2 separate regions of the Homo sapiens genome follow, and region 1 is linked to region 2. Evidence: read pairs that join two places in POLR2A ChIA-PET (ENCODE). Cell type or tissue: MCF 10A. All regions are shown on one strand. Each heading gives the region's core, and the rest is flanking DNA. Links, peaks and the distances in the headings are about the cores only.

Region 1 (16,418 bases), core at 3,179-11,178, 63 kb after region 2:
TCTACCATTATAGTATCATAAAAGTAGTTGACTGCCCTAAAAGCCCTCTGTGTTCTGCATATTTATATTTTAAAACCCTCACAGTAGCCCACATTGCCTAACCCAAACTAGGCCCCACCATCACTCTCTGTTCATTTCCCTGTAAGGAGCTCCCTCTCCTCCACCTCTCAGATCCTAGGAAATTTTGGAGACGAGCATGGGGAAGTTGCTAAAGTGCTTCTTGGTTCTTTGGCCAAGGTTGAGTTTAAAAGTAGCAGGTCTTCTGAGGGAAGTCCTCCTTTTCTTTGCTCTTCCCCCATCCTTGCCTCTCCACCCCACACTATGACTTGTGATTGCACCCATGCTCTGCTTTGCTTGACTCTTCGGTGGGTTCCCTGGAGTGGTTTCCTACCACCTTGTGTGTCCTTGCAGAATAAATTAAATGCTAAGGATCTGCACACAGGCTCAACACAGATCTCTTCCTTGGTAATACCTCCATGCCAAGCTCTTGACTCACCATTCTTAACTGAAATGGTTTCTCCTTCATGGTGTGACTTGGGGAGAAAGGCTGTCAAATATGTTCTAGAAACATCAGCCTGTCATGCCTAGGACGGCACCTGGCAGTAGGAACTTGCTTTCTTAATGATTGCTGAATAAATTAACCCTGGGTTAGATGTGCTCTGGATGACTCATGGGCTCTGATTCAACCTGATTCACCAGAGGATTTAGGGTCATTTGACCATGGAGAGCCCTGCATATCTCCAGAGGGAAATGAGCAGTGTGTGTGTGTTAAGGTGGTGGTGGGGAGTGTGGATGTGTGGTTTTGGGATAGGGGATGGGTGTGGATGGTCCTGTGGTATGATATGGTGGGTCAGGGCCAGCAGTAGTACTTGCCAACATGCTTATTACCTGGCCTTCTGGTAATGTGCCTCTGCTTCCACATCTCCAGAATTTGGAAACTTTACCAGACACGGTGAAGAAACCCTTCAAGGGTCAGGCCACTTGTTGAGTTTCCAGGAGGCTCAGATCAGTGCTGCTTCCTTTTTTCCTCCCCAAGGTGTCTGCATAAATCACCAGAAATTATCTGGAGAAGCTGACCTCACTTGAAGAGACCTACCTATAAAAGAGAATGTCTAGGTTTTTAGGGTCAATGGGAGAAATCATCAGAGTAACCACGTTATTAATATTCTGGCTAGAGATGCTGGATTCCCAGGAAAACTTATAAAAATGATTCACTCATGTGTTTCTCATTTACGAAAAGAGAGAAAAAAAGGAAGAAAGGAAGGAAGGAATAAAGGAGAAAACGAAAGGAAAGAAGGAAGGAAAAAAAGGGAAAAAAAGGACTTCCAGGCTCCCTTGCAGCAAGGGAGCGCTGGTTGGGACAATACATCCATGGAGGAAAGGGTCTGCACACTGACAGCAAGAGTCTTCATTGCTCTGAGCTTGCTGCTTTTGTGTTTTTTCTTCATTTCCTGTGCAAATCCACAGCCCTAGGTGAATTGACTCTGTGCCTATGTGTCAGCATTGTGGAAGGCCTTTACATATGTCACCTCTTCATATGAACAATATCTCTAAGAGACATGGATTGTTATTTCCAATTAATAGATGAGAAAACTGAGGCTCAGAGAAGTGAATTAAATTGCCCAGAACACACACCTAATAAGTGGATGAACCAGATTGTTTATTCATACAATAAACATACAAGGCCATGTAGTAAGCTATGGAGAGGAAAAAAGATGAATAACATGAGTTAGTTCTACAGAAGGTGTAGAGCCTAGGTGAGAAAGATGGGTAAATATGTAACAATATGGTAAAGTGCACAGGTAGAGCTACACAGAACGCCTTAGGGGGATGTATCAAGACAGGCATCTAATGCAAAGGGGGAGGTCAGTGGAGACTTCCTGGAGGAGGTGATGTTTGAGCTGAGTGTTAAGGACAAGTAGCAATTAGCTCAGTGAAGAGAGGCTGTGGACTGGGAGAGGACATTCCAGAAACATTAGGCACATGTTTTTGGAATGGAATGTGATAGGCACCAAGCCTACACATACCAAGAAAATATAGTCCTTTAACTGTCTTCTTTTAGCAAAGAAAACGGTAATTGGCAATACTCACTAAAAAGATAATTAAATAATATTTTAAATGGTAAGGCATGGAATGAAAATACAGCAAGATATATGGAACCATAAGCAGTTCTATGTTGCCCTATGGCTAGTCTTACTGGGGTTTATCTGAATTGAAAATACAAAAGCTCTTCCTACTGTGCTCCTTCTCCTCAACAAACTGATTTTGGCGGGCTTAGCACATGTAGGATTTTATGCAGACCTTGGGCTTCCATTTCTCATTCTTTAAGAGTCCCTTATGGAATTAGCAGAGCCTGGAAAGTTTTACTGGAACTAACTTCTATGTTGTAACTTAGGAGGGGCTCAGCCTTCAGAGTTCCCCCTGGGGTTAAAGGGGATCAGGAGGTAGCTGTCCCAAAGGCCCTTGGCTACCTGAGAGAAAGTCAATCTCTTTCACAAGGCTCCATGGCTGCCTCACAGCGTTTGGGAAAAAGTAGGCCAGAGATCACCAGGAAACAATGGCGCCTGGGTTCGCTGCCACAAGCAAGGTGTGATGAGTCAGAATGAAGAAACAGTTACACACACCAACAGGTCTAGTTGGCAACAGGTAAAGATATTACCTCAGTGAAAGTCCAGAGCTGAAAATGGGTAAGGTCTAACTGTCAGAGATCTGCTATGCTCCTTTTTTTAATGGCTATGATAGCAGTGGGGGTGGGGAGTTGGGGGTTGGGCGGTATACAATGCATGCATTTAAGTTTCCAGCCACTAAGTAAACAGATCCTGTTCCTAAAGGATACTCTTTACATGGGCCATACTGTTTTGAATTCCTTCCTTTAATACGTCTTCTCATGGGGTCACTTGGGGAGGACTGGAAGATGGAGACTCTTGGGGTCTGTCAGGAGATAGCTTATCCCACAACCCAGGCCTAATGCAAACAGGTGAAGTTTCTGCCCTGCTGGGAAGGATAACTTTGACCAGATTAAGGGGGCCCTTAAAAGAAATTCCTTCTTGTATTGGACCTGGAATCATAAAACTAGGAAGTGGAAGTGATTTTTGTCATTTTACAGGTTAGGAAACTGATTAGATAGGGAAGTGATTTGCCCAAGGTGGGAAGTAAATTCAACATATAACCAGGATAAAACCCATCTCTTGACTCCAAACCCAGTGCCTTGGCCTGCTTTCCTTGTTGCTGTTCTGCCCATTGTCACAAAGTTTAAAATACTATTTATTTATTTATATTTTTAATGAGTATTGACAATTACTTTTTTTTTTAACTAAAAGAAGACAGTTAAAGGACTATATCTCATTGGTATTTGTAGGCTTGATACCTATCACATTGTCTAATGCAGAATTGATACTAAAAACGTCCCTACAATATTTCTACCCTTGAATCTGCACATAGAGACCCCATTGGGAGCTGAGCCTTGGTGGATCATTTTGATTTAAGTGGGATCTTATGTCTAACAAATCTTTCTGTCCATTGTCTTGCCCAGCCCCTATTCAACTATAGCTATATTTTCAGGGTTATTTTTGCATTCATAATTCTTGACAAGAAAATCCTCCCATCTAATCTTCGCTTGATTTCTTTGTTTCAGGAGCTTATTTAGCATGTCTAATAGAGCAACAAGTCATGTCCTGTGGCTCCAGGCCTGGTATTCCATAGCATACCAAAATCAACAACAAACCTTTGCCTCCAACCTCACCCATGTCAAGGACAGAGATGAGGCTGCCCACTAGGGAGGTGGAATTTATAACCAAATGATCATGCTCTTTCTGGGTTTCTGCAGGGTTCCCCAGAGACGTAGCATTCTTGGGTTATGGGGTACAGAGAACTCTGAGATTAATTTTCAGTGATGCAAAGCCAGTGTAGAACTATGAAAAAATTGTTCCCTGAGGGTTACTGGAATATTGGTAAAATATTATTTCTTGCTGAAGGAGCACAGGAAACTTCACCCAAAATATAGCTCCCTGGTATAATGGGTATTTTAAATTAAAGGTCCTTTGAGATCAACAGATGCTGGAGGAGACTTTCCCCCTATCTACGTAAAGATCAGACGGACCCACCAAGGAGAACAATTGTTTTTCCCTCTCTACCCGCTTCTGTCTCTCAATCCTTTACTTCTATCATGGAGAAGGATGAAGCTGTTCTCTGAAATTCCCTTATCTGCCTAAGATCTACACCTACCAAAGACGAAAACAATTACTTCTGATCCCTTCTCTGAATTTTCATTAACTGAACTCATATCGCAGGAAGAAAAACTGAAGTCTGTCAACAAACATGGGCAGACTTTTATCACAAACTACTCTCTGCTCTGTGGGCCCAACAGACTTTCTCCCAGGCCATTGTATATTCTTCACAGCCATTGAATTGCCCTGAAAATTATTTACTAATGTCCCTAAAGTCATCCACAATGTCCCATCTCTCTTTCCCTCAAGAAGTAGGTATACAAGCATCTGTAACCCACTGGGATATTGGGAAATCACCCTGTGATTCTCGCATGAATGTGAACAAATATCTATGCCTTTTCTCTTATTAATCTGCCTTTCATGAGTTGATTTTTCAGTGAAACTTCCAGTGGCAAAGGGAAAACTACATAGCTATTTAATTTATTCACCTGGGATAGAAAAGGCAATCCTAGCAGATGATTTAGGTCAGTGGTATCCAATCTTTTTAGTCAGGAGAGCACATTTGAATCTGAAAACATGTATAGTCATGTAGATAAAAATACATTTAGGAATGCATTGGTAGAGCAAATGCTTAATAGCAGACAGAGACTACTACCTTTAAAGGAATTTGAGTTCTATTAATCATAACCTTATCTATATAATATTCCAAATCTGAGTTATTGCTTTCACTCTGTGTTTCTGCAGCTCTCTCTGCCTGTTTTTACCACTGGACAGGAAGCTCCATGAAGGCAGAGTCAGTTTGACTTATTCCCTGTCTATTATATGCTCAGCACCTACCACAGTTTCTGGCACAAAGCAGTACTGTATTTGTAGAATGAATGAATAAAACCATTAGAAGTATTATAATATATGTGTGTGAATCATGCTATTTGGTCAACCTATAAGCACTGATTCATGCAAATATGGTGCTCCTGTGGGATCTCAGGGTCCACAGATTAGAAACCATGCATTTAGATTTATGTCTTTGTGCCCAATATTTTGTTCCATTTTCCTCATAGGGAGCTTACGAGTCAGTAGATCACAAACATTGGTCTCTGGATTTAGAGACAAACAATGACTAAAGCCAGGAGCTTGAACCAGGTGATCTCCCAAGGTTCTTCCCAAAATGAACAGTCCATGAGGACACAGTGCCTACCTTAAAGAAGGCCGAACCTTCCTGACACCCACGGGGACAGGGATGTTGATGACAGGTTCTCTCAAGAGCCAGCTTCTAACATTTGCAGGAGCAATAAGTAAGCTAATATCTGGCAGCCTCTAGGCAGTCTAGTTGCTATTTCAACCCCAAATGGGCCTGCAAAGGTACTTTGCCTGTTTCCTCTGTCAACCTATTTGTGCAGAGTGTTGATAACTGAAGTGACACACAGTAAATACTCTTTGTCTTGTAAGACATTTGCTGGCAGTGGAGATGAGGAGGGAAATGCAGGAGTTGAAAGAAAGAATGCTTAGCTTAGATTAAACTGTGTGCATGTATATGTGCCTCTCAGTGTGTGTGTTCACATTTAAATGCTGACCTCTCTCTTCCCTCTTCACACAACAGCTCCTTCTCTTGATTCTCCCGCGCTCTAATTTCTGCACTCTTCAAACAAAGATAGAATGGCATTCCAGGTGTGAACAAATCAGGGAGGTTTCCTGTTTAAGATTCAGAAATTCATAGCCCTGAGGAAGTGAGTAAAAGAGAGAAAGGGAGAGAGAAAGAGGGATGAAAACCAGAATCTCCGCCACCTGCTATTTAGTGATTAGCTTCCAGATAAGGAAGGCAAAGATGCATTCCAGGAGCTTGGGACTTGCCCAGACAGAACTCAGAGCAAAGGAGGGCTTAGAGAAAGGTGAAGCCAGAAATTACAGGAGGAGGCTGGGCTACTGAAAGTACCATCTATCAATTTTCTCTCCAAGCTCCTTCATTTCATGGAGCTCTTAAAAATGTCGGTTCCTCACTTCACCCTCTTATTGATCCTACCTCACCTGGTTTGGTTTATGTAAAAGATTCTTGTAAAGACTAGCTCTTCCACTAGCCATGTAACCCTGGGCAAACCACTTACCTTCTTAGATACAGTCCTAGTGGCTGCTGTCTCATGTGTTTAAATAGCTTCATCCAAACCCCTATGAAAAGAAGCCAATGACAACAACACACACACAAACAAAAAATACCGTAATTCCGGGCAGAAGCCCTGATGTGAGTTTGCAGGTGAGCAGCCTCTGCTCTAGTTCTTACTTGCATATATGCCAGGCCATTTGACTCACCCACAATGAAAAGCAAGTGCTTATTCATTCACTTATAGAGGAGCAGGCTGCTCAATTGTGGTGTTTTCCCTTCTCAGTAGAAAGGAGCGAAAATAATGTCTGCACAGCCTGTCCTTCTGTTAAATGCGCTACTGGAAAGGAGTCCCTATCCAGACCCCAAGAGAGGGTTCTTGGGTTTCGCGCAAGAAAGAATTTAGGGCAAGTCCGTGGTGCAAAGTGAAAGTAAGTTTATTAAGAAAGTAAAGGGATAAAGAATGGCTACTCTGTAAACAGAGCAGCCCTGAGGGCTATTGGTTGCCCATTTTTATGGTTATTTCTTGATGATATGCTAAACAAGGGGTGGATTATTAATCCCTCCCCTTTTTAGACCATACAGGGTAACTTCTTGACATTGCTATGGCATTTGTAAACTGTCATGGCGCTGGTGGCAGTGCAGCAGTGAGCATGACCAGAGGTCACTCTCACGGCCATCTTGGTTTTGGTGGTTTTTGGCTGGCTCCTTTACTGCAACCTGCAACCTGTTTTATCAGCAAGGTCTTGATGGCCTGTACCTTGTGCCAACCTCCTATCTCATCCTGTGACTTAGAATGCCTTAACCTGTCTGGGAATGCAGCCCAGCAAGTTTCAGCCTTATTTTACCCAGCTCCTATTCAAGATGGAGTTGCTCTGGTTTTCACACCTCTGACACTTCTGCATGTGGCACCTGTGGCTGCAAACATGACCCCAGATTCTGAGCAGAGGGGCAGGAGGCTGTGTACTTTTCAGGGTTGTATGGCCTCTTCCCTCATTAGCCTTTCTTGCTCTCTTTGTTCTTATGACTGAGAATGTCTTGTCCTTGACAACCACGATGTGTTCAATTTTTTTCAACACAATGAGGTCAGCACATTGCCTTCTAGCCTCTAGAGCAGGTAAAAGCCATCAAGCCTTGACAGATACAAGATCAAATTACTAATTCACTCTGATTATCATTTTGCATTGTCTCCTATAAAAAAATCAATGTGGAGCCATGAACAATTATGCTAGGGTAGAAAATAAATACACTGCTGATTAAAAACTGGAAGTCACTAGCTTTGAAATTTCTCCAAAAATAGAGCCCCAGATGTCATGTAAACTGCAATCAAAATGGGCTGTAAAACTCAAACTGTAGACATTGCCTTGTAAAGCGTTCACAGATGTAGCAGCAGAAGAAATTCTCGTAGCTTAGAAAAGCAAAACTTCTGCTTTTTTTTTCTTTCTGTCTGTCTCTTTGTTTTTGAGGGGGATGGTAGACAGGATGAACACCAAACTGTTCATTTCAATATGTAATTTGCCTCAAAGAATTCTGACTTAATATATTTTCTCACCAACCTAAATCCAATTCAAAAAAACATTTATTGAAACCCGAACAATCTACTTTTGGTTGACAAGTGCTAATAGGTGCAATGTTACCCCTGTCAACTTATAAGATCACCTACTGAGCTTGGAGTCAAACAGGAAAAAGGAAATTAAACTGGAGTTTGAATTTGTATCTTCTAAATTCTCAGTCATAGCTGAATGTGTATAGTGCTCAATGAGAAACAAATTGTATTGCTGGCTTTTCTTTATTTAAAAAAGAAAAACAACTGAAATTAAAGCTGGAACATGTTCACATCTTAATCTTGGATCTACCTCTAATGCAGATGAGATATATCTGTATGAAAAAACAAATGAGGCTGGGCTCGGTGGCTCAGGCCTGTAATCCCAGCACTTTGGGAGACTGAGGCAGGTGGATTACTTGAGGTCAGGAGTCTGAGATCAGTCTGACCAACATGGAGAAACTCCGCCTCTACTAAAAATACAAAATTAGCTAGGTATGGTTGCGCACTCCTGTAATCTCAGCTACTCAGGAAGCTGAGGCAGGAGAATCGCTTGAACCTGGGAGGCAGAGGTTGCAGTGAGCTGAGATTGTGCCATTGCACTCCAGCCTGGGCAACAAGAGAGAAACTCCGTCTCAAAAAAAAAAAAAAAAAAAAAGAAAAAGAAAAAACAAATGACATCAGAGAATCTTTTTCAACACCTCTTTGCTAGTTCTTGGATTAACCATGTATTTCCAGTGAAAAATAACAAATAAAATTGGTTTTTGACCCTGTTTTATTTTTCTCCAGAGACCAGCCCTCTGCTCTCTTGAGTTCCATAGATAGGTGGATTTCCCTGAGAAACTTAACAACACCATGTCATTTTTAGTTTAAGAGCTTTTGTTGGGAGTATCTAATAGGTAGTAGGCAATAGCAGAGTGTGAGTGAGTGTATATGGGTGTGTACACTCCCTTATGTGTACGTGTGTATTATCAAAGATGATGTACCACTACTGGATCAAAATTCCATACCACCTTTTGGATAAATCAGACAATGTAGTCAAATAGTTAGTCCAACATTATCTCCTTTTCACTCTTGCTTTGTAGTTAACTAGGAAAATGTGGCCATTAATTGTTAACATTCTAGGCCTCATTGGCCAACAGAATTCATATCAAAGATCGTCTCCTTCCTTCCTCTCTGTGCAGACAACTTCTGCTATACCTGTAAGGCACAACCAGAGTTCAATTGCTTTTCAATTCACTCATTCATTCTCATATACAGTAAGAAATAATGAAGTAGCAACCCTGTACCAGGCAGTACTCTAGGAGCCAGAGATACTACAGAGAATAAGACAGAGAGGCTCCTAACCTCATGTGGCTTACATTCTGGTGGGAGAAGACAACCAATAAACAAAATAATCAGAAATAGGTCTTACATCTTAGGTCTCAATAATTTTCATGGAGACTGAAAAAGCAAAGAGACATGATAATCAATGGATTTGCATATGTGGGGAGCTCTTTGGGTGGGGATATTAGAGAAGCACTCTCAGAGAAGGTGATGTGTGAAGACAGCCAGGCAGTAAGGGTGGGGTGACATGCACACTGTTGCACCCAGAAAAAATAGTAAAGAGCTAGCAGCTCTCAAGGACAAGTTTTGCATACTCAAGTGAGCTGGTCCCACACTACATTGCTAAAGAGGAGATTTTCTTTTCTTGACTCATTTGTAAACCAAGTAGGAAGTTGCACTCTGAAAGGGATGAATGTGAGGATCTGGGGCACTTTATTAAGGAAAACTGAAGCGTTGCTCTTAGATATGAGGAATTTGCTGGAGAAGTTGAAAAACTTAAGGGCTCTGGTCCCACCTTTGCCAATAGCAGGTTATGTACCATTGGGAAGTCCCTTCTCCTCTCTGACTTCAGTTTCCTTTTGAAATGAGGATGTTGGATGTCTAATTCTCTTCCAGTGCAAAAAATCTCTGAGCTTTCTAAAAACAGAAGCTAGAGCTGCATATTCCTGCTTGAGAACATACTGTTAACATGGACTCACTCACCAGGATGTTCAAATCCATACTGTGCATAAAAACAGTATATGCACTGGAGTGACACTTGATCAACTCCTCCTAGAGTCCAAAGAAGCCATGTTCAGACACTTGATCTCTTTTAACCTCCTCAATTTGGTCTGTGTTATGACCAAATTGGTAGGGAGCCCTTTCAACAGGCAACCAATGGAGAGAGTTTCATGGATAGGCCAGATCTCCCAGTGCACACCAAAATGAGGCATCTTGTCCATATGCAACTATGTGAGAAGCGGCAGGTCTGATGGCAGAGATAGATGAGACAGGGGTCCCAGGGTCTCAACTTTCAATAGTGGAAGATCCCTCCTAATAGTGGAAGATCCCTGTCTTTGGTTAAAGACAGCCGTTTACTACGATCCCCTGGCTTCCTGGCATGAAAGCAGCTTTCTTTGAATCCTGCTATAATGGGCAGATAATCTCACAGCTATTTCCTCCTCTGCTGGGTCTGTTGCATGATGCTCTATCAGTACAGAGAGACATTCCAAAGCTCAGAAAAGGTACAGGACAAAGGGCTATCATTTGTATATATATTTTGAGCATCTTTGCTGGGTGGAAGAAGGATTTAGGGAGACACACAGTGAATCAGAAATAGTCCTTGACCTCAAAGACAAACCCCCAGCCTAGATTCATACACAGTTACCTACCATTAACACAAGTCAGAGAGAGAGGAGGAGTGGATGCAATGACAAGGGCAATGGTGGTGAATGAATTGACATTTGGAATTGGTCCTCGGGGATGACTGAGACTTCCCAGGTCAGAGGCAGAGGATGAACATTCCTGTTAAGGGAACAGAATGAGTAAAAGCCAGGCACAGCATAGGGCTTCCAGGAAGAACATCAGTTTATACAGACTCCAAAAGGAGGGATCCTCAGAGCTTTATATCTAAACTCCAAGCACATGACACAAAGGAAGCCAGAGCCCTTTGACATGCAGCTACTTTTGTCCCTAGAGTTTCCAGATCTTATTCCAGGAGAAGCATAGCACCCTCCTCCCCTCCACATCCCCAACCACACATACAAGGAACCTACAAGGAGGGCAGGGCTGTGGCTTTCAGTCACCAAACTTGCATCATTTGTGATCAGGGAAATATATATGTATTTGAGATGGAGTCTCACTCTGTAGCCCAGGCTGGAGTGCAGTGGCATGATCTCAGCTCACTTGTAACCTCTGCCTCCCAGGTTCAAGAGATTCTCCCACCTCAGCCCCCTGAGTAGCTGGTATTTTAGGCATGCACCACTACTCTTGGCTAATTTTTGTATTTTTAGTGGAGACGGGGTTTCAGCATGTTGGCCAGGCTAGTCTTGAACTCCTGGCCTCAAGTGATCTGCCCGCCTCAGACTTCCAAAGTGCTGAGACTACAGGCATGAGTCACTGCACCTGGTCAGGGAAATATTTTAAAATTGTATCAATTTTGGAGTTCTGATCATTTGTTTCAGAGTTGGAAATCAACTTTAGTCTCAGGATTCCTTATTGTTCCTCTGCTGCAATTTCTTTTCTGTTCTTTTTTCCTTTTTGGGGACAGGGTCACACTCTGTCACTGAAGCTGGAATGCAGTGGTGCTATCATAGCTCACTGTCATCTCGAACTCCTGGGCTCAAGTGATCTTTGTAGAGACTGGCTCTCACTCTGTTGCTTAGGCTAGTCTTAAACTCCTGGCCTCAAGTGATTCTCCCACCTGGGCCTCCTAAAGTGCTGGGATTACAGGCTTGTGCCATGGGGACTGGCCCTTTGCTCTAATTTCTAAATGCCATTTCAACCTTTCTTTCCTCCATCCAGCCATGCTTCTTCATCGCAGACACAAGTATTTGGAAACTTCCTTTTTCCTCTCTCATTTTTGTCCCTGGGGCTTCTACAAAGACTGTCGGAGGTCTCACCACTCTTTATCATCCAGATGTCTCTGAGAAACAGAACCACACACTTCCCAACAGCCATCCTGATCTGATCATTTGCACTTCAGGAAGGCTTTGTCCCAACTGAATTCTACCTTATCATTCCCATCAATATTTTTTTTTCATCTTAGCTCTGTGCCAACCAATTGTTTATATTTACTCTCAAAATGTATTTGATGATCACACGGAATTTCACTGCCCAGTTATGTTCTGGTCTACTTAATTTGTCATCTCTATATTCCTTCTCTTGACAGTGGCAGTGTTGCCAGGTAGACAAGGCTCTCTTTTGTTATCACACTTGTGGCCAAATAGTAACAATACTGGTAATAAGAAATAAGTTGTATCAGGTAAGGTGTTTTTTTTTGTTTTTGTTCTTGTTTTTTTTTTGAGACAGGGTCTCATTCTGGAGTGCAGTAACATGATCATAGCTCACTGTAGTCTCAAACTCCTAGGCTCAATGATACCCCCACCTCAACCTCCTGAGTAGCTAGGACTACAGGCATGTGCCACCAAACCCAACTATTATTATTATTATTATTATTATTATTTTTTTTTTTTGTAGAGAAGGGTCTCTCTCTGCTGCGCAGGCTGACCTCGAACTCCTGGCCTTAAGCTATCCTCCTGTCTTGGCCTCTCAAAGTGCTGGAATTACAGCCATAAGCCATGGTGCCCAGCTTCTTATAGGGCTTTAATAGAGGATCATCACTTCCTTAATACTCAAGCCAACCTGTGAAGCAAATTATCCCAGTTTACAAATGAGAAAACTGAGGCTTAGAGAGATTAAGTGACTTGTTTAAGGTCACTCTAGTAGTAACAGATAGGCAGGGCTCAAACTCTGGACTATTAGAGTTGCTGGATATGAAGTATGCTTTGAATTCTGTGCTGGTCCCCCTATGCTTCCCAGAGATGCTCTAAACTGGAGTCTCAAACACCAGTGGGTTTTAGAATTACCTGGGGTCCTTTTTAAAATGCAGAATCTTCCCACCCCATACCCAGGACAATCTGATTTTGATGTGATAGGGCCCTAAAGTTTGCATCATTTACCCAGACCCCTGATTTTATTAATGCAGGAGCTTGTGTTGAGAAATTGCCAAGCAAAATGGAGAAGCCTAAAAATGCCTTATTTGTATCTACTGTTCATTGTATATAACTGTGAGTTAATTCAGGGAAAGATAGTTTGTATTCTGCTTTAGTTCTTATAAAATATCACTATAATCTTATTTTAAATGGCTGCATTTCTGGAAGAGACCATTTTATCCCAAAGAGAATTTCATTTCTGATCATTTCAGATAGATCTTTTATTTTAATTCTCCCTTCCCTTCTTTTAATATGACATCATAATCCTCTTCACATCTAGCTTTTGTGTTTTATTGGTGGGTTTTTTTTTATGGAATATTGCCAGGCTTAGCATTAATGATGGAGATTTCAGAATTATATTCTAAATGAGAGTAAAATTCAAATAAGGATCCAAATGGAAAATATGTCTGTAAGTATATGAAAATACCTCCTTTTTTAAGCAGTTTTTTTCTTTTTTCAGAAGGAAATGCTGGTTTAGGTAGGTGTGTTAGGGGGTGCATTTTACTGTTATACATACCATCTTAAGAAATATTCAGATAAATCCTGCTTGTCAGAACTCCAAAGAGGTCAGAGCACTGGATAAAAAATGAGACCAGCTTTGATTTCCTTATGTAAATGTTTTCTCTAGATGTATCTATTATGCCAAATGTAATGGTTCTAATAACCACTCCAGACCCATCTAATTCAATTTAATTCCCCATGATCAAAAAATGCAAAACAACTATTTGAAAGACAGAGATTAGCTCTCTTTCTACTACTAAAGGAAATGAGAAAGGTATTAAAGAGATGGAATCTCAGACAGAGCTTCAATATTGATCTCGTCTCCCTTAAGTTTGATCTTATGTAAAGTAAGTATACAGAGTGAGGTTTGGTGTAAAATTTGCTTTTGTAAGGCCTAAAGAAACTGGAACAAGCCATCCATATTCATCCCCTCTTTAGCAAGCATATTCCTTCCTACCACTTTCAAATATTTGGATCAATATAAAGATTTAAGATCGATTTTCTTCCAGATTTCAGATCATTGCCTCATAGCCACATTATCTCACAAGCTGTGGTTTGCATTCTTGCACACTGAGCTGTCATATTTCACATAAATACCTTCTTTACATGGGACAAAATATAAACTGTCTCTTTCTACTTAACCCTGTCTTGAAAAAACAAAAGAAGCTGAGTTTTGGAAAATGAATTTCAAGCCCAGTCCACTGGAAAATGTCCTTTGGTCATCTATACACCTGCACTTACTGATACTCTCTTTTCATCCACTGCCTGGCCCGTAAACCACATTGTGTCCCTTTATGGGATACTTTTCATCCACTCCTTTCACTTGTTGGCTCCCTCTTTGGTGAGCTGATATAGGAGCTTGTGTATTTGCATTTCCTTTGGGAGCAGCATTCTTTAAGCAGAGCAGGAAATTCAGTGTCAGTTAATGAATGCTCTTGGTGTGCAGAAACTCTGCTGAGCTCTGGGAGCACAGAGAAGAATGAGATGGGTTCTCCCTCTCTTTAAAATGATTGCCTCTAGTTAGAGGCAATGGGCCTAACAATAACAATAGCTCCCATGCATTGAGCATTTGTTTTGTGCCACCTTCCCAAACGCAATTAATTTTCATCTTCACAATAGTCCTGTGATTTAGATGCTGTTATTCCCATTTTTCAGAGGAGAAAATTTGGGCTCCCCAGTTGCCCTGGCCCTCAGTGGGTATGTGTCAAAGCCAACATTTGAATCCTGGTCTGTGTGACATCAACACCTCTTCACTATATGCTATGCTGGTTGAAAATATAAATACTAGTCGATGACTGAGGCACAGAAAAGATCAACAGAAAAAGAAATTCATCTCCCGGGTCAGAAGGATTAAAGTAGAAGCTGGAAGGCTTTACCCATTCCGGTGTGGCAGTGCCTCCTCTTTTAATGACCTCCCCTTGCGGGCAAAATTCTCCGGAAGAATGCTGTTGACATCCTTCAATGCATCATAAATAATGTCCCAGGTGCTCAACTACCAGACTCAGTCACACTCCTCTGGAAGCTTTGCAAAAGTCCTTGAACTTAACCCCCTCTCAACCAATGTTTCTTCTCATTCCTTGCTCCCCACTATGAGCTCAGTATCATTTGCTCATATTTCATAGTTGCATTGTAAGTGCTCTTAAATTTTTTTTGTCTTTTTGTTTTTTCATTTTTTGTTTTTTTTTTGAGATGGAGTCTCTCTCTGTTGCCCAGGCTGGAGTTCAGTGACATGATCTCGGCTCACTGCAACTTCTGCCTCCCAGGTTCAAGTGATTCTCCTACCTCAACCTCCTGAGTAGCTGAGATTACAGGCGCCTGCCACCCTGCCCGGCTAAATTTTGTATTTTTAGAAAAGATGGGGTTTCACCATGTTGGCCGGGCTGGTCTCAAATCCCTGACCTCAAGTAATCCGCCCGCTTCACCCTCCCAAAGTGCTGGGATTACAGGCGTGAGCCACTGTGCCCAGCCAAATATTTCTAAAGCAATTATTAGTTCAAATGAGTGCTACCTGCACAGATTCAGGATCTGCTGCTTCTGTGTTGTTACTGTCTAACAGTTCTGCGAACTTTTTGTTTGCCTTTTTGTTTTTTGGTGGGAAAGAAAGGTCACCTAAACTTTAGGTTCCTTTAAGGCTGGGCTGTGTTTTATTTGTTTCTGTATCCTTGGCCCCTAGGTCAATAGGGCCCAGAACACGTGTTCATAAAGGTTTGATGGACTAAACCAAATGTGCAGCCAATTGTCCTAAGCTCTGTGACAGGGAAATATAGACCCTCAAATCAATTGAGTCAGCAAAGACTGAAGTGTGGGGATCAATTAAGGTAAGTATAGATATAACTATAACACAATGCAGAACAAGGTAAAACATCATAACGGGGTACCAAATGCTAGGGAAGTTCAGAGGTTGGAGAAATCTTATTCAGTGATCTAGAAGGGGGTATCAGAGGGCTTTAGGTACCCACCAAACTGATAACAAGATCACAGCTATTATAACTTGGTACCTTGGTACCAGTTTGTTGTTTTCAATAGTCACAGTGGGAAGTGCGGCATAGAGAAACTTTTTACTTTATACTTTCCAAGTTTGACTGCATTTTTTAAACAATAAAATTCACTCCTTTTGCAACTAAAACGAAAAGGAAAGGACTGCATGGTGAAGGTGGCATATGACTGGGTTTGGAAAACTCTGTGGATAGGCTAAGGGGTGGGGAGGATTCTTTCAGACTGAGGACCCGGCACGAAGGAAAGCACAGAGACAGGCAAGCCTTGAAAATGTTCAGGGAGCTGGAACCAGAAAGGTGGGCTGGAGTGCTGGATGCAGGCAGGGGCAGCAGCAGGGAAGGCCAAGAGGGAAAGTCAGGCCATGTTGTGTGGGTAAAGATGCTGTCACTGAACTCATCTGGATGGGGGGGCCTCTGGGTCTTCTGAGCTGAGCAAGGCACAATCATGGCTGGGCTTGAGAGGAGTCCTCCTGGACGCTACTCAGATTTGGATATGCACGGATGTTGTCCTTCTTCCTTCCTGAGCCTGATGGCTTGTAGCTCCTAAATGCCAAGGACTGATTCTACTCCATGTACCAGCCCATCCAGTGCTACAACCCAAAG
Region 2 (16,418 bases), core at 5,259-13,258:
GGCAACCATAGTGCCTGATTGTCCCATGAAGACATGTTGTGAAACCAGATGTCTCCCAAGATAAAAGCCAAAGATGAGCTGGAAAACACAGAGAGCTACAGAGAGCTGCACCCATAAGGTTAGAAGTGCCTTATGGACATGGTGCTGTTATCTCAGTAGGTTAGTTAGGTTTCACATTCCTTCATTTGATTTCCTATTTATTCGTTTATTCTTTCCACATGCTATGTGCAGTGGATCACACAGAAGTATAAAACATAACCTTATGCCCTCTACTTTCATTTTCAACTACAGTCACACACCACATAATGATATTTCAGTCATTGACAAACCACATATGCAACATTGGTCCCATAAGATTATAAGGGAGCTGAAAAATTCCTGTTGCCTAGTGACATAGCTTTCATAACATCATGGCTCAACACATAACTTTTTCCAAGTTTAGATACATTTAAATACACAAATACTTACCATTGTGTTACAGATGTCTGCAGTATTCAGTACAGTAACATGCAGTACAGGTTTGTAGCCTGGGAGTAATAGGCCATACCATATAGCTTAGGCGTGTAGTAGGCTATACCATCAAGGTTTGCAGATGTATGCTCTATGGTGTTTGCACAATGACAAAATCACCTAAAGATGCATTTCTCAGAATATGTTCCTGTTGTTAAGTGACACATTGAATGTATCTTATCTAGATTAAACACACACATTTTCAACTAGTTTGTAAGCTATTGACAGTAGGTACTGGGCCCTATTCTTTGAACCTGAAACACCTAGCACAGTGCCTGGCACGTATTAAGAACTCAGTAAGTATTTAATGAATAAACAAAAATAGAAGAGCAAGGCAGGAAAGGAAATTTCTTCGTGGGAAGAGGGTACACTAAGTTAGGTAGAAACGCCAAAATTTCCGTGGCAGGTGGTGCAAGAAGGAATTGAGTTCAATGAGGTAAAGATTTAAATGATAGTTACCAGAGAATGAGAAGGGTGTGTGTGTGTGTGGTGTGGGGGAGGGAATATGTAGGGATGAAGAGGGGTTGGTTAATGGGTACAAACATTAGCTGGATAGAAAGAATAAGTTCTAGTGTTCCATAGCATAGTAGACTGACTTTCACGTGTGTCCGTGTGAAGAGACCACCAAACAGGCTTTGTGTGAACAACATGGCTGTTTATTTCACCTGGGTGCAGGCGGGCTGAGTCCGAAAAGAGAGTCAGCCCAGGGAGATAAGGGTGGGGCTGTTTCATAGGATTTGGGTAGGTAAAGGAAAATTACAGTCAAAGGGGGTTTGTTCTCTGGCGGGAAGGAGTAGGGGCCACAAGGTGCTCAGTGGGGGAGCTTTTTGAGCCAGGATGAGCCAGGAAAAGGACTTTCACAAGGTAACGTCATCAGTTAAGGCAAGGACCGGCCATTTACACTTCTTTTGTGGTGGAATGTCATCAGTTAAGGTGGGGCAGGGCATATTCACTTCTTTTGTGATTCTTCAGTTACTTCAGGCCATCTGGGCGTATAGGTGCAGGTCACAGGGGATGTGATGGCTTGGCTTGGGCTCAGAGGCCTGACATTCCTGCCTTCTTATATTAATAAGAAAAATAAAACAAAATAGTGTTGAAGTGTTGGGGCGGTGAAAATTTTTGGGGGGTGGTATGGAGAGAGAATGGGCGATGTTTCTCAGGGCTGCTTCAAGCGGGATTAGGGGCGGCGTGGGAACCTAGAGTGGGAGAGATTAAGCTGAAGGGAGGTCTTGTGGTAAGGGGTGATATTGTGGGGATGTTAGAAGAAACATTTGTCATATAGAATGATTGGTGATGGCCTGGATACGGCTTTGTATGAATTGAAAAACTAAATGAAATAAGAGAAGGGGAAAAACGGGTATAAATGGTCTAAGAATTGGGAGGACCTAGAACATCTGATTAGAGAGTGCCTAAGGAGATTCAGCATAGTCCTGCCAGCAAAGATTATTTATTTACTTCAAGAGTTAAGAGTGGCAGTTTGGGGATAGCACCAGGAGATAGCTGTGATGGCTTGGAGAAACAGTGTAAACCGGCAGTGTAAACAAGAGCAGGGCATGTATGAGTAGTTGAGAACGGTGAATAGGAGTATGGCTAGACAGGAGATAGTAGGGATGACAAGTTTTTTTGGGGCACAGTCTAAGTTGGTCCAGTGTCTGGAATGAGACTGGGGCCTAATACAAAGGAGCTCAAATGGGCTGTACCTTGTAGCATTCCGAGGACAGGCCTGAATTCTGAGAAGTGAAAGTGGTAAAAGTATTGTCCAGTCCTTTTTAAGTTGGTTGCTGAGCTTGGTGAGGTGTGTTTCTAATAGACCATTAGTCTGTCACTGAATACTAAGAGCCTGAAAATATGCTTGGCTGATTTGACTAATAAAGGCTGGTCTGTTATCAGACTGTATAGAGGTGGGAAGGCTAAACTGAGGAATTATGTCTAACAGAAGGGAAGAAATGACTGTGGTGGCCTTCTCAGACCCTGTAGGAAAGGCCTCTACTTATTTTGAGGGCCTCTAAAAGTATTAAAGCAGCGGCACCTGCTGCACGCAGACATGAGGGCTAGGCTAAAACAGTAATGTCAAGTTGTTTGGACAGAAAGGCTACAGGGTGCGGTCCTGGCTCTTGTGTAAGAATTCTGACCGCACTAACCAGGCCTAGGAAGGAAAGGAGTTGTTGTTTTGTAAGGGATTGAGGTTTGGGAGATTAATCAGACACGATCAGCAGGGAGAGCACGTGTGTTTTTATGATAATTATGCCAAGATAGGTAACAGATGAGGATGAAATTTGGGCTTGACTGAAGTAATGGGGGCTGTCTGTGAAGCTTTGCGGCAGTACAGCCCAGGTAATTTGCTGAGCCTAATGGGTGTCAGGGTCAGTCTAAGTGAAAGCAAAGAGAGACTGGGATGAAGGGTGCAAAGGAATAGTAAAGAAAGCATGTTTGAGATCTAGAACAGAATAATGGGTAGTAGAGGGAGGTATTGAGGATAGAAGAGTATATGGGTTTGGCACCATGGGGTGGATAGGCAAAACAATTTGGTTGATAAGGCGCAGATTCTGAACTAACTCGTAAGCCTTGTCTGGTTTTAGGACAGGTAAAATGGGGGAATGGTAAGGAGAGTTTATAGGTTTTAGAAGCCCATGCTGTAGCAGGCGAGTGATAGCAGGCTTTAATCCTTTTAAAGCCTGCTGCGGGATGGGATATTGGCGTTGAGCAGGGTAAGGGTGATTAGGTTTTAATGGGATGGTAATGGGCATGTGATCGGTTGCCAGGGAAGGAGTACAGATGTCTCATACTTGTGGGTTAAAGTGGGGGGATATGAGAGGAAGACGCGAAGGAGGCTTTGGGTTGGGGAGAAGGGCGGCAATGAGATGTAGCTGTAGTCCAGGAATAGTCAGGAAAGTAGTTAATTTGGTTAAAATATCTCGGCCTAATAAGGAACTGGCAGGTGGGGATAACTAAAAAAGAGTGTTGTCCAAGTTGGCACCAGAGTTGGGGAGTTTTAAGAGGTTTAGAAGCCTGGCTGTCAATACCCACAACAGTTATGGAGGCAAGGGAAACAGGCCCTTGAAAAGAAGGTAATGTGCAGTGGGTAGCCTCCGTATTGATTAAGAAGGGGACGGACTTACCCTCCACTGTGAGAGTTACCCGAAGCTCGGCATCCGTGATGGTCTGGGGGCTTCCGAGGCGATCCGGCAGCGTCAGTCTTCAGCCGCTAAGCTGAGAAGATCTGGGAAGGAGTCAGAGAGCCTTGGGCCAGAGTTCCAGGGGCTCTGGGAGTGGCTGCCAGGTGAGTTGAACAGTCCGATTTTCAGTGGGGTCCCACACAGATGGGACGCAGCTTAGGAGGAATCCTGGGCTGCGGGCATTCCTTGGCCCAGTGGCCAGATTTCCCGCACATGTAGCAAGCTCCTGGGGGAGGAGGTTCTGGAGGAACGCCTGGCTGCTGCGGTTTGAAAGTTCTTGTGTGCTGGAGATGTGGCTGGGGTTTGTCTCACAATGGAGGCAAGGAATTGCAACTGTTTTTTTTTTATTATTATTGTACACCTTGAAGGTGAGGTTAATTAAGTTCTGTTGTGGGGTTTGAGGGCCAGATTCTAATTTTTGGAGTTTTATTTAATGTCGGGAGCAGATTGGGTAATAAAATGTATATTGGGAATAAGACGGCCTTTTGACCTTTTAGGGTCTAGGGCTGTAAAGTGTCTCAGGGTTGCTGCCAAACAAGTCATGAACTGGGCTGGATTTTTATATTTGATGAAAAAGAGCCTAAACGCTATCTGATTTGGGATAAAGAAAAAGGAGCATTAACCTTGACTATGCCTTTGGCTCCAGCCACCTTTTTAAGAGTAAATTGCTGGGCAGGTGGGGGAGGGCTAGTCATGGAACGAAACTGTAAGCCGGACCAGGTGTGAGGAGGGGAGGTGATAAAAAGATTATAGGGTGGAGGAGCAGAGGCTGAGGAAGAATTGGGACCTAGCTCGGCCTGGCGAGGAGCAGGCTGGGGAGGAAGGGAGAGGTCAGATGGGTCTGTAGAAAAGGAAGATTAGAAAGACTCAGCGACGCTTGGGGTTGGTACTGAGGGGACAGGCGGGAGGGAAAGAAGGAAGATTTGGGACGAGTTGCACTGGGCACAGAGACTAGGAAGGGACTGATGTGTAAAAGAATGCCTGGACGTCAGGCACCTCAGACCGTTTGCCTATTTTACGACAAGAATTATTTAGATTTTGCAGGATGGAAAAATTCAAAGTGCCATTTTCTGGCTGTTTGGAACTACTGTCGAGTTTGTATTGGGGTCAAGCGGCATTGCAGAAGAAAATAAGGCATTTAGGTTTTAGGTCAGGTGTGAGTTGAAGAGGTTTTAAGTTTTTGAGAACACAGGCTAAGGGAGAAGAAGGAGGAATGGAAGGTGGAAGCTTACCCATAGTGAAGGAGGCAAGCCCAGAGAAAAGAGCAGAGACACAGAGAAGGGGTGGGGGGTTCTTGCCCTCCAGGAAAGCAGAGAAGGGGTTGGGGCATGGAAATAAGGGATTGGGGCACAGAGATAAGAGGTCAGGGTGCAGAAATAAGGGATAAGAGATTGGGGCACAGAGATAAGAGGTTGGGGTGTGGAAATAAGCGATTGGGGGGTTCTTGCCCCCCAGGAAAGTGGGACTTGCCGCTCAGGGTGAAGGAGAAGGGGTTGAGGGGTACTTGCCCCTGCCCCAGGAAAGCGGGACTTGCCACTAAGGGTGAAGGAGAAGGGGTTGAGGGATACTTGCCCCTGCCCCAGGAAAGCAGGACTTGCCACTAAGGGTGAAGGAGAAGGGGTTGAGGGGTACTTGCCCCTCCCCCAGGAAAGCAGAGAAGGGGTAGAGACAAGGAGAGAAGGGGTTGAGGGGTACTTGCCCCTTCCCCAGAAAAGCAGGACTTGCCACTAAGGGTGAAGGACCAAGGCAGGCATCCCTGCATTGTCGGACACCCTTGAAACGTGGGTGTATAATCAGAGAGGTGTCCCTGCAATGATTAAACACCAAGGGAAGGCTGCCTTCCCAGTCCCTGACCGGTGCCGGAGTTTTGGATCCACGGATAAAATGCGTCTCCTTTGTCTCTCCCAGAAAATGAAAGGAATTGAAATTAAGAGAAGGGAGAGATTGAAGAGTGGAAAGGAGAAAGTGGTTGAGGGACAGTGAGAGAGGTTGGAGAAGAGAGTAAGAAGAGGCCACTTACCTGATTTAAAATTGGTGAGATGTTCCTTGGGCTGGTCGGTCTGAGGACCTGAGGTCGTAGGTGGATCTTTCTCATGGAGCAAAGAGCAGGAGGACGGAGGATTGATCTCCCAAGGGAGGTCCCCCGATCCGAGTCACAGCACCAAATTTCATGCGCGTCCGTGTGAAGAGACCACCAAACAGGCTTTGTGTGAGCAACATGGCTGTTTATTTCACCTGGGTGCAGGCGGGCTGAGTCCGAAAAGAGAGTCAGCCCAGGGAGATAAGGGTGGGGCCGTTTTTATAGGATTTGGGTAGGTAAAGGAAAATTACCGTCAAAGGGGGTTTGTTCTCTGGCGGGAAGGAGTAGGGGTCGCAAGGTGCTCAGTGGGGGTGCTTTTTGAGCCAGGATGATCCAGGAAAAGGACTTTCACAAGGTAATGTCATCAGTTAAGGCAAGGACCGGCCATTTACACTTCTTTTGTGGTGGAATGTCATCAGTTAAGGTGGGGCAGGGCATATTCACTTCTTTTGTGATTCTTCAGTTACTTCAGGCCATCTGGGCGTATAGGTGCAGGTCACAGGGGATGTGATGGCTTGGCTTGGGCTCAGAGGCCTGACACTGACTATAGTTAATGATGTATTGTGTATTTCAAAATAGCTAGAAGAGATTTGAAATGTCTCCAACACAAAGAAATGATAAATGTTCAAGGTAATCCTAAATACTAAATCAGGATACCCTAAATAGCCTGATTTGATCATTACACATTATATGCATGTATCAAAATATCACATCTACCACATGAATATGTACAAATATTATGTATCAAGAAGGAAGGAAGGAAGGAAGAAGGAAGGAAGGTGAAAGGAAAGGAATTAGTTCAGTGAGAGAATCACAACATAGATACCTGGAATTCTTGGGCAAGGCTGTATTATCTGTAACAGAGAATTACATACCATTTGAAAAACAGCTCATAAAGTGTTAATGCTCCCCATAGGGCTGGAATGCTTGATCATCAGACATTAAGTTAGCATGCATTTGGGATTGGCCATCATAAGCTAAGTTTGTTCAGAGCCACCAAGTCATAAGGTCAGGAGGGCCTGGCTTTCTGAGGGCCTGGCTTTCTTATGATGGAAGTGATATATCTAGAATTGTACACAGACAGGACCAAAAGGCACAAGCAAGCTGCGCTATCAGGTGGCCCAGGTCTCATGACCTCTGCCACAGTTACACCAGAACCTTTTCCTCAGCTCACATATGTGGCTACACATGGTATTCCCTATGATCTGTTGATGAAAGAAGAAAAAAACCTGATTGTGATTCATGGATGGGTTGGCTTAGTTGTGGGTATGTTTGGTAGCTGAACTATAGCTCCACTCAGGGTGAGATTGAAATGGGAGAAAATCTTCATAGTGGGAAGAGCTAAGGAAGCCCACCTAATCATCCAGTTTGTGTGTAAAAACAAGTGTTCCAAGGCTAGAATATATGTGGACTCATGAGTTATGGGGAGTGGGTAGGCTGGCTAAGTAGGAATTTGGATATAACAAGACTGGGGCTGGGTGCAATGGCTCATGCCTGTAATCCCAGCACTTTGGGAGGCCGAGGTGGGAGGATCGCTTGAGATCAGGAGTTCGAGACCAGCCTGGACACCATGGTGAAACCCCGTCCCTACTAAAAATACAAAAATTAGCTGGGCGTGGTGGCAGTGCCTGTAATGCCAGTGACTCGGGAAGCTGAGACAGGAGAATCGCTTGAACCCAGGAGGTGGAGTTTGCAGTGAGCCGAGATCGTGCCACTGCATTCCAGCCTGGGTGACAGAGCAAGATTCTGTCTCAAAAAAAAAAAAAAAAAAAAAAAAAAAAGGATTGGAAGATTGGGACAAGGAGGTATGGGCTAGGGGCATGAAGATAGACATATGGAAGCAGGCCTAAAGTGTGAAGATTTTTATATCACATTTTTTATGCCTATTGGAGCACATTCTACCACAGAACAGATATTACAGAACCAAGTATGCTGAAAGGATCTATTATTGGCCACTCCTGTGTTGGCAAAATGGACCAATGAATATGAATCATGCTGGCAGGGTTGGAGGCTGCCCATGGGCACAGCAGCATGAACACCCAAGGCTGATTTATCTACTGTCACTGTCTAATGACCAACCTGCTAGCAACAGAGAACGACAGATTCAACACCATCCCTCAAGGAGAACAACTGGCCACTTGGTGGCAAGTTGACTATATTGGATCTCTTCTACTTTGGAAGAGGCGGCACTTTATTTATTTATTTTTCCTTCAACTTTTAAGTTCTGGGTTACGCGTGCAGGATGTGCAGGTTTGTTACACAGGTAAATGTGTGCCATGGTGGCTTGCTGCACAGATCATCCCATCACTTAGGTATTAAGTCCAGCATTCATTAGCTATTCTTCCTGATGCTCTCTTCCTCCCCACCCACCTCTGACAGACCCCAGTGTGTGTTGTTCCCCTCCATGTGTCCCTGTGTTCTCATCATTCAGCTCCCCCTTATAAGTGAGAACATGCAGTGTTTGGTTTTCTGTTCCTGTGTTAGTCTGCCAAGCAAGGATAATGGCTTCCAACTCCATCCATGTCCCTGCAAAGGACATGATCTTGGTCCCTTTTATGACTGCATAGTATTCCATGGTGTATATGTACAACATTTTCTTTATCTAGTTCTATCATTGGTGGGCATTTAGGTTGATTCCATGTCTTTGCTGTTGTGAATAGGAGGCAGCACTTTATTTTGACATGAATATACACATATTCCAGATATGGATTTGCCTGTCATGCCAACAGGATCACAGCCAGCATCACTATTGGAGGCTTGTAGAGTACCTAATCCATTGGCACAGGATTTCACATAACATGGCATCAGTACATGGGACATACTTTACTGCCAAAGAGTTGAGTTGGTGAGCACTTGACGGGGAATCTGCTGATCATATCACATACTACACCACCTAAAAATGCTGGCCTGATAGAGTGATGCAATAACCTACTCAAGGCACACAGTAGTGCCATCTCAGGGGATGTGGTGCTATCTTTCAGGAAACAGCATATACCTTAAATAAAAAATTTTATACAGTGCTATGCACCTAATATGTAGGATTCATAAGTATGGAAACCAAATGGTAGAAACCAGAGCCCCACTCCTAGTGAGCCACTTGGGGAACATGGGCTTCTCATCCCCAGAACTCAAAGCTCTGCGTATATAAAAGTTCCACCTTCTTTTCTTTTTTTTGACGGAGTCTGGCTGTTTTACCAGGCTGGAGTGCAGTAGTGCAATCTTGGCTCACTGCAACCTCCGCCTCCCAGGTTCAAGCGGTTCTCCTGCCTCAGCCTCCCAAATAGCTGGGACTACAGGCACATGCCACCATGCCAAGCTAGTTTTGTATTTTTAGTAGAGATGGGGTTTCGCCATGTTGGCCAGGATGGTCTCGATATCCTGACCTCGTGATCCGCCGGCCTTGGCCTCCCAAAGTGCTGGGATTACAGACAGGCATGAGCCATCGTGCCAGGCCTCCATTTTCTAAAGGAAAAAATACTGCTGCCAAGGGACACAGCAGGCACCTGGCTGAATTATAAACTATTACTGCTTTGGCACTTCAAACTCATTGTGCTTAGGAACCAGCAGGCAAGAAGAGGAGTCACTAGTTGGCTAGAGTGATTTACTCTGGTCAGCAGGAAGAGGCAGGGCTGCTAGGAGCAGAGGGAATTAGGTTTGATACTCAGATGATCCACTTGGGCATCTTTTGAGACTCTCTTGACCAATTTTAGAAGGATGTGCAGCAACCTTGGCCTGAGGAGGGCATGGTAACCAGGAGTACAGATCCTGTTAGGGTCTAGCTCATGCCACCAATAGGATAGCAAAAGCAGCAGGGATACTAGCTGAGAGTAAGGGGATCTATAATGGATAACAGAGGATGGTGAGAATGTCAATTGTAGCTCCAAAGCCAATTGCCATGGTGGGGACTGTAGGCGATCCCACTGACCTTCATCTTCCAAGTTCCCTCCCCAACCAGGGGTTTACAAGAATGCTGGAGGAACTGCTCCTAGGACTTTGGTGAAGAAGTGGATCCAAATGGTGTAAGAGGTGCACTGTGCCGCGTGCTGTGATATGTTGCTCAGATCCCCTTTTGGGAATGAAGAATTAATTACCCCAGCTGCTGTGGTGGGTGCTGCTGGCAGATGACCCTCAGTTGTCAGCACTTCTGAGGGGATTGTCTCAACCTGAGAAAACAGACTCAGCTGAGGTCATGCCTTCTTCCAGGGGCCACCCACATGCAATGACTTATCATCATGGGGTTATAACAGCTCAGCCCATTCACCCCCAATGCAGGATAACTCTGAAGAGACACTTGAGCTCCAGAAGTTTCTGTGAATCTTCTGAAGTTGTCATTCGATCCACATCATATCTCAACTTCTCCCCCTGCCCAAACCTGTTTTCTTCCTCTCTTTCTATAGGTTTTGAATCATGAGAAATCTTTAAATGACATCTCTGTCTCATATTCTGCTTGCTGAGAAACTACTGCAAACACCTATCTTGCAAACTCCACCACTATTATTACCATCATTGGGTTGCCCTTCTCTCCGCAGTCCACATTCCTTGCTGCCTAGAACAGTCAATAGCAAATAATTTCCTTCCATATTATAATTATGGTCTAGTTTACCCTTTGGTTTCAGGTCTTGCTCAAAGACCATCACCAAGTAAGCTTCCCTGATTGATCTTTTTCTATTCTGATCCAACTTTAAAATGTGGGTCCCACATCCCCATCCTCTGGTGTTCTGTACCCTCTGGCATTGTGTTTGTTGCATTACAGTGCAGTGACTGTTTATGAGTCTGAATTTCTTCCTCCACAGTGAACTCCTAAATGCTGAGGACATGACCATGCAATTTTCCTCTTTCCAGCCCTGGTACCTAACACCGTGCCTGACTCATTGTGGCCTCTCAATCCGTGTTTGTTGCAGAATGAAATGCATTTGGATTTTACTGCTGGGAAAACAAGGACAGGCAGTCTGAACAGAGTTGTCATCATTGTCTAATTATTCTTGGGTGTGTACCTGCTTATTCAATTTAAGAGAAAGCTCCTGACGTTGCAGAGAAGGTGCTTTTTCATTTACTAGTAATTTTTCTATCTTCCTATAGAGAATGGTGCTCTCTTTTTCTCTTCTTTTCTCAGTAGGACCTGAGTAAACACTAATAGACTCACTGTAACAGGAGTGTAGAACAGAGCCTGGGTTGGCCCCAGGCAAAGTTGCAAAACAGCAGACATTTATCTTCAGTTCTTCACCATTTCTTTTCTATGTTCTTTCCCCACTTCCAGCACTCCATTATCTCTGCTATTTTATTCTCCTCAGAAAGCTTAGTTCTAGGAAAAGGACTGATTTAGTCATTTATAGCTTGGTGTGACTTTAAGTCAGTATGCTGTCTCTTCCTGGAGTACTTGCACTTTTGCCTCACTTCTGATTCAAGAACAAAAGTCTCCATAAAAAGTCTAAAGGGCTCTCTGCCTTCCCGTCAGAGTATCTGTTTTTGTTTTAAATTGCATTTTTGAAAAATAGTGCCATTATTTGACTCATATTTTCTTCCCCCTTCTATTGTATCCTCAAGGAGGGTAGGGACCTGTTTCTGTTTTGTTTTTGGCATTGTATCTCAGCACTCAGTATAGTGCTTTGTATACCATGAGTAATTTATAAATGATGACAAATGCACATTTATAAATAATTGTATCATATAAGTAAATTTATAAATAATGGTTGAATAGTTGGGCAGGTGTTTTAGAAGTAGGTGGAGAAGCTCCGCCCCAGAGATTCCCACTGAGCTTACATCATCTGGCTCTCACCTCCTGTTTGCTCCGGGGCTACGCCCCTTGCTGTTTCTTACGTGAGCCTTCCACATTACCAGAAGCAATGGGTGGGAAGAGTAGAAGAGGCTGAAGCATGAGGAAAATTGTCAGTTCTGAAGCCCTGGAAAGAAGCCCCTGCTGGGTGTCCAGGAGGGTGAAGATACTAAAGCATGGCAAGCATGGGGTGCTTTACTTGGGAAGGACCCTAGACGTCTTCCAGCTCAAGGGACTGAGACATACAGAAGTTAGGGGACTTAAACAGGGCCACTGTGTTCATTTGCTAGAGCTGCCATGACAAATTGCCACAGACTGGGTGACTTAAACAACAGAAATCGATTTTCTCATAGTCCTGGAAGCTACAGGTCTAAGATCAAGGTATTGTCAGGGTTGATAACCTCTGAGGCCTCTCTCTGTGACTTTAGACGACTGTCTTCACATGGGTTCCTCTGTGCGTATCTGAGTCCTGATCTTTTTTCTTTTTCTTTCTCTTTTGTTTTAGTGATGGGGTCTCGCTCTATTGCCCAGGCTGAAGGGCAGTGGCACGATCTCGGCTCATTGCAACCTCTGCCTCCTGGACTCAAGCGATTCTCTTGCTTCAGCCTCCTGAGTAACTGGGATTACAGGCACACACCATCACACCCGGCTAATTTGTGTATTTTTAGTAGAGATGGGGTTTCTCCATGTTGGCCAGGCTGATCTCAAACTCCTGACCTCCAGTGATCTGCCTGCCTTGGCATCCCAAAGTGCTGGGATTACAGGCACGAGCCACAAATCTTTTATTCTTATAAGGACACCAGTCACAGTGGATTAGAACCCAGTCATATGACCCAATTTAAACTTAATTACCTCTTTAAAGGACCTATCTCCAAACACAGTCACATCAACATATGCGAGGTAGGACATCAACATATGATTTTTGGGGGAAGAGAATTCAGCCCATTATAGTCACCAGGCAAACAGAGGCAGTATAGACCAAGGGTTAAATGTACTATGTGTAGAGACAGACTAGATTTGGAACTCTGACACTGCCACTTAAAATCATGTGGGCCAATTTTTCAATCTCTTGATACCTTAGTTTCCTCTTCTGTTACATAAAAATAAAAATAATTATGGCACCAGCCCTGTTAAATGAGATGATGTATGCAAAGTACAATGTGTAGATGTTGCCAGTATTTAATAACTGCCAGTAGTAGTAGCTATTGAGTTTGTGTTGTTACTGTTGTTATTATTAGTTTCCTTTCCTTTTCTTTTTTCTTTTTTTTTTTGAGACAGAGTCTTGCTCTGTCACCCAGGCTGGAGTGCAGTGGCACGATCTCGGCTCACTGCAACCTCTGCCTCCCAGGTTCAGGTCATTCTCCTGCCTCAGCCTCCCAAGTAGCTGGGATTACAGGTGCATACTACCATGGCTGGGTAATTTTTATATTTTTAGTAGATGTGGAATTTTGCCATGTTGGTCAGGCTGGCTTGAACTCCTGGGCTCAAGTGATCCACCAGCCTCAGCCTTCCAAAGTGTTGGGATTACAGGCATGAGCCACTGCTCCCTGCCTATTAGTTTCCGTTTCTGTAAAATAGGGCTAATTGAAGTGTCCACCTACTTCTTAGAGTTGTGAGGATTGCATGAGATAATGCATAGTGAAGAGCTTATATATCCCCTGGCACAGGGCAAGACCTCAAAAAATATTAGTTGTGGTCATTGTCTTCATGAGACAAGAACAAGTTTTCCAAAATCCTGTAGCTTCCTTTCATGCTACTAAATAGGATCTGACATAGCAAAATTGTCTGTGTATTTCATAAGATGCAGATTTTCTTATTTGATTAGTTTTCAAAAGAAAAGCCACCTATTTCATGCAGGTACTCTTATATCAATTATTAAAACCTGAAATGAAGTAACACAGGAGCACACACAACTTATAGCTAAATTTTTTTTTAGCCATAGGAAGGTGGGATCTGCGTTCTGAATTACATGGTAGAAAAATGTTCCGGTTCAATGTGGGTGATTAACTGTTTGATATCTTGTCAGGCTTTGACAGTTCTCCCTCTGTTTTACACCTCTTACTATGTCTCGTGTAATTAAGAAATGGTACTGAGTTCTTGTCATCCACCATTAAGGAGTAGTCACAGATAGTTTCATAACATCTGCTTTTTGCAACCTTCTAATTATCCATAAAAATCTGGCAGAGAGACCTGACAGTTTATCCAGAACATAGAATATGAATGCAAAATAAGATCTTTGCTTCTACATACAGAGTGATGGTATAAAAAAGATACTATCTAACCTCTTATTTTGCATGCAGCTATGTTGCCTGTTTAAATCAGAGTTAGGTGCATGTCTTCTCAATAAAGACTCAATTTTAAAAAGCATTTTTTGACAAATTGAATGTGGGTCAGGAATACACTAATGATGCTGTGTCAGAATCTGTTGTCAGTTGCTGCCCCATTACTCTCCTTAGAATCCATTCAAAAACAGTTACTTCTCTCCCCTTATCTGCAAGCTTTGAGCTGCCCATACCCTGATAGGAAGAACTGAGGAACTCCTGACTGGTCCAGATGCTTGCCTCTAGCAAGGTCAACTCTCAGCCTCCTCTTGCTCGTTTCTGGTAGTGGGTGCCTGTCTTGTCCACCAACTTGCCTCGCTTTCTGATTCATTACCTGACCTTGATTCTGGGAAACGCACTTTCTGAACTCTTACACTGTGTGTCTTTAGTCTGTTGAAACACTATATTATTTTGACTTTTGGCCATAGCATATCTTCTTTCTACCTACACCTTCAAAATCCATTTGGACCCATAAATAACTTTTTTTTTCCTGCCCTTTGGTTTTAAATCCACAGATGCCTATCTGAACATTTTCTTCTTCTTTTCTTTCTTCCTTTCTTTATCTTTTTTTTTTTTTTTTTTTTTTTTTTGGTGAGACAGAGTCTCACTCTGTCCCCCAGGCTAGAGTGCAATAGTGTGATCTCAGCTCACTGCAACCTCCGCCTCCCCGATTCAAGTGGTTCTCCCACCTCAGCCCCCCTAGTAGCTGGGACTACAGGCATGCACCACCATGCCCAGGTAATTTTTGTATTTTTAGTAGAGACAGGGTTTTGCCATGTTGACCAGGCTGATCTTGAACTCCTGACCTCAGGTGATCTGCCTGCCTCAGCCTCCCAAAGTGCTGGGATTACAGGCATGAATCACTGTGCTCAGCCTGAACATTTTATTTTAGACCTCTACTTTGTTAACATCTAGTCCTTCTGTGTCTTGTAATTTCCTTATGGCTATGACCTCATAGCCTTGCCTCAGCCCTCCTTGTCCTCCTGTCTTTTCTTTTCTCTGTTTAGTAGGGGGAAAATAATCCTTCCTCTACCCTTTTAGGTTCATTGGCTGGGGCCCACAAGTCAAACTAATTAATAGCAGATTAACAGAAGAAGAAAACACTTAATTGGGTAGGTATGCACAGAAGTTCATAAAGAAATGTGAAAGAAGGAGATTAGAATTCAGAACTTATATACTATCTTAACAAAGGGTGATAAAATGTGGAGAAAAAGTTAGACAAGGGAAAAGGAGTTTGGGCTCCTGTGGTGGGGGTAAGTTGTGGGAAGATGTTTAGAAAAATGTATGGTAATTAAGAGTTGTGTAATGAGGTCCGATAAGTCATCTCAGGTAATAAGTGTTGCCGCTAGAACAGTTATCTTTCTGGTACAACACAGGGAGGCACACTTACAACTGGAAATTTATGTTACCTTTACAAACGAAAAAATTTATGTTGTTCTTAGGCAGTTAAGGGGAGAGAAAAATAACTTTTCCTATGTCTGCTTCTTCTCACTTGCCTTCAAGTCAAAATAATTCTCTTGCCAAGTTGGTATATTTGAGATGGCATGTTCTGATCCTCTTCAGTATCCTACTACAATTGAGATACATAAAAATAATTATTTTCATATTTATCATTCATGAAGTACTTTTTGTATGTGAAATGACTTTGAAAGGTGAAAGGTAGGGACTTTGTTTTGCCTTGTAACATTTTACAAACTGAAGCACAGATTTACTGTTTTGCTGAAGGCCACAGACACTGGATTTGAACCTAGATCTATCCTGCTTCAGCTTAAGTTCTTCCCACCCAGTCACTGACTTTCTGATCCGACATCACTGCTTGGCATGTTCATTTATTGATGGAGTTTGTTTCTCCAGTAAACACTGGAAAAGAAAAGTAGCTAAACATTATAACTATCCTTTAAAAACATATTTATATTCAATATTTAATTTTTAAATTTTTTCAGCTCTACAGATTCCATTCCCAAAAAAAAAAAAAAAAAAAAAAAAAGAACGGAAGCACTGAGTTTTAGAGTGATGATAAATCTACATGGTAAAGTTAATGAGAGAGGAGTAGCTTCTCAGCACAGCAATAAAGTGACTTGTTAGAAACAACACTAGACTAAGAGGCAGAAGAAATTGGGTCAGTTTAAGGCCTGGCCCAGAATCTTGACTTTTGGTAAATTACTTAACTCCTTTCTTCTTAAATCTTGAAAATTGCCCACTAAGTTTAGGTCTGGATTTTCTGGCGGCGAAAGTGTACTCATGGTTACTTGCTCCAGGTTGGTTGTCACTTGTCGAACTACTTGAAGTTGCTTTATCTTAGTTTCTGGGTCACAAACGTTTCATTTCTCAGTAACCTACCTCACATATTAGGTGTTAGGGCACTTTTACTATTCTAAACCACTGGTGTTTCCTGAATAGGGATCACCCGGCCATTTCCACATTCAGAAAAGGCCCCATCTTCTTCATCATTTGTCAGAGCCTTTGCTGCTGTGACAAGCCAAGCATACCCTCCTGTGGCCTTCTCTGGGCCTCTCCCGTCTCCCCAGATTGGCTAAGACACCAGTGACTTGAAAGAG

The links. ChIA-PET counts read pairs that join two places held together with the same protein. Peaks named below come from ENCODE experiments on the same cell type or tissue, not always from the same donor. Only the 100,000 strongest peaks of a DNase experiment are listed, where the experiment ranks them.
Region 1: POLR2A ChIA-PET joins it to region 2 with 10 read pairs; 4 of 35 experiments call an interaction of 5 or more read pairs at or near these places.

The regions. Positions count from the first base shown.
Region 1 is chr1:209,373,639-209,390,056 of GRCh38, reverse strand. LINC01698 (long intergenic non-protein coding RNA 1698) reads right to left here. Exons shown (of 3, transcript NR_146491.1): 3 at 10,367-10,630. Among named protein-coding and RNA genes, the nearest start is that of LINC01698, 9.8 kb to the right of the region's middle. RefSeq lists enhancers at 4,985-5,733, 5,734-6,481, 15,702-16,201, 16,202-16,418. In MCF 10A, for the core only: no CTCF peak of the experiment used is centred there; DNase peaks (open chromatin) are centred at 6,006 and 6,416.
Region 2 is chr1:209,438,693-209,455,110 of GRCh38, reverse strand. No RefSeq gene overlaps it. Among named protein-coding and RNA genes, the nearest start is that of MIR205, 15 kb to the right of the region's middle. RefSeq lists enhancers at 1,145-1,784, 2,343-3,022, 5,746-6,426, 6,427-7,107. In MCF 10A, for the core only: no CTCF peak of the experiment used is centred there; no DNase peak of the experiment used is centred there.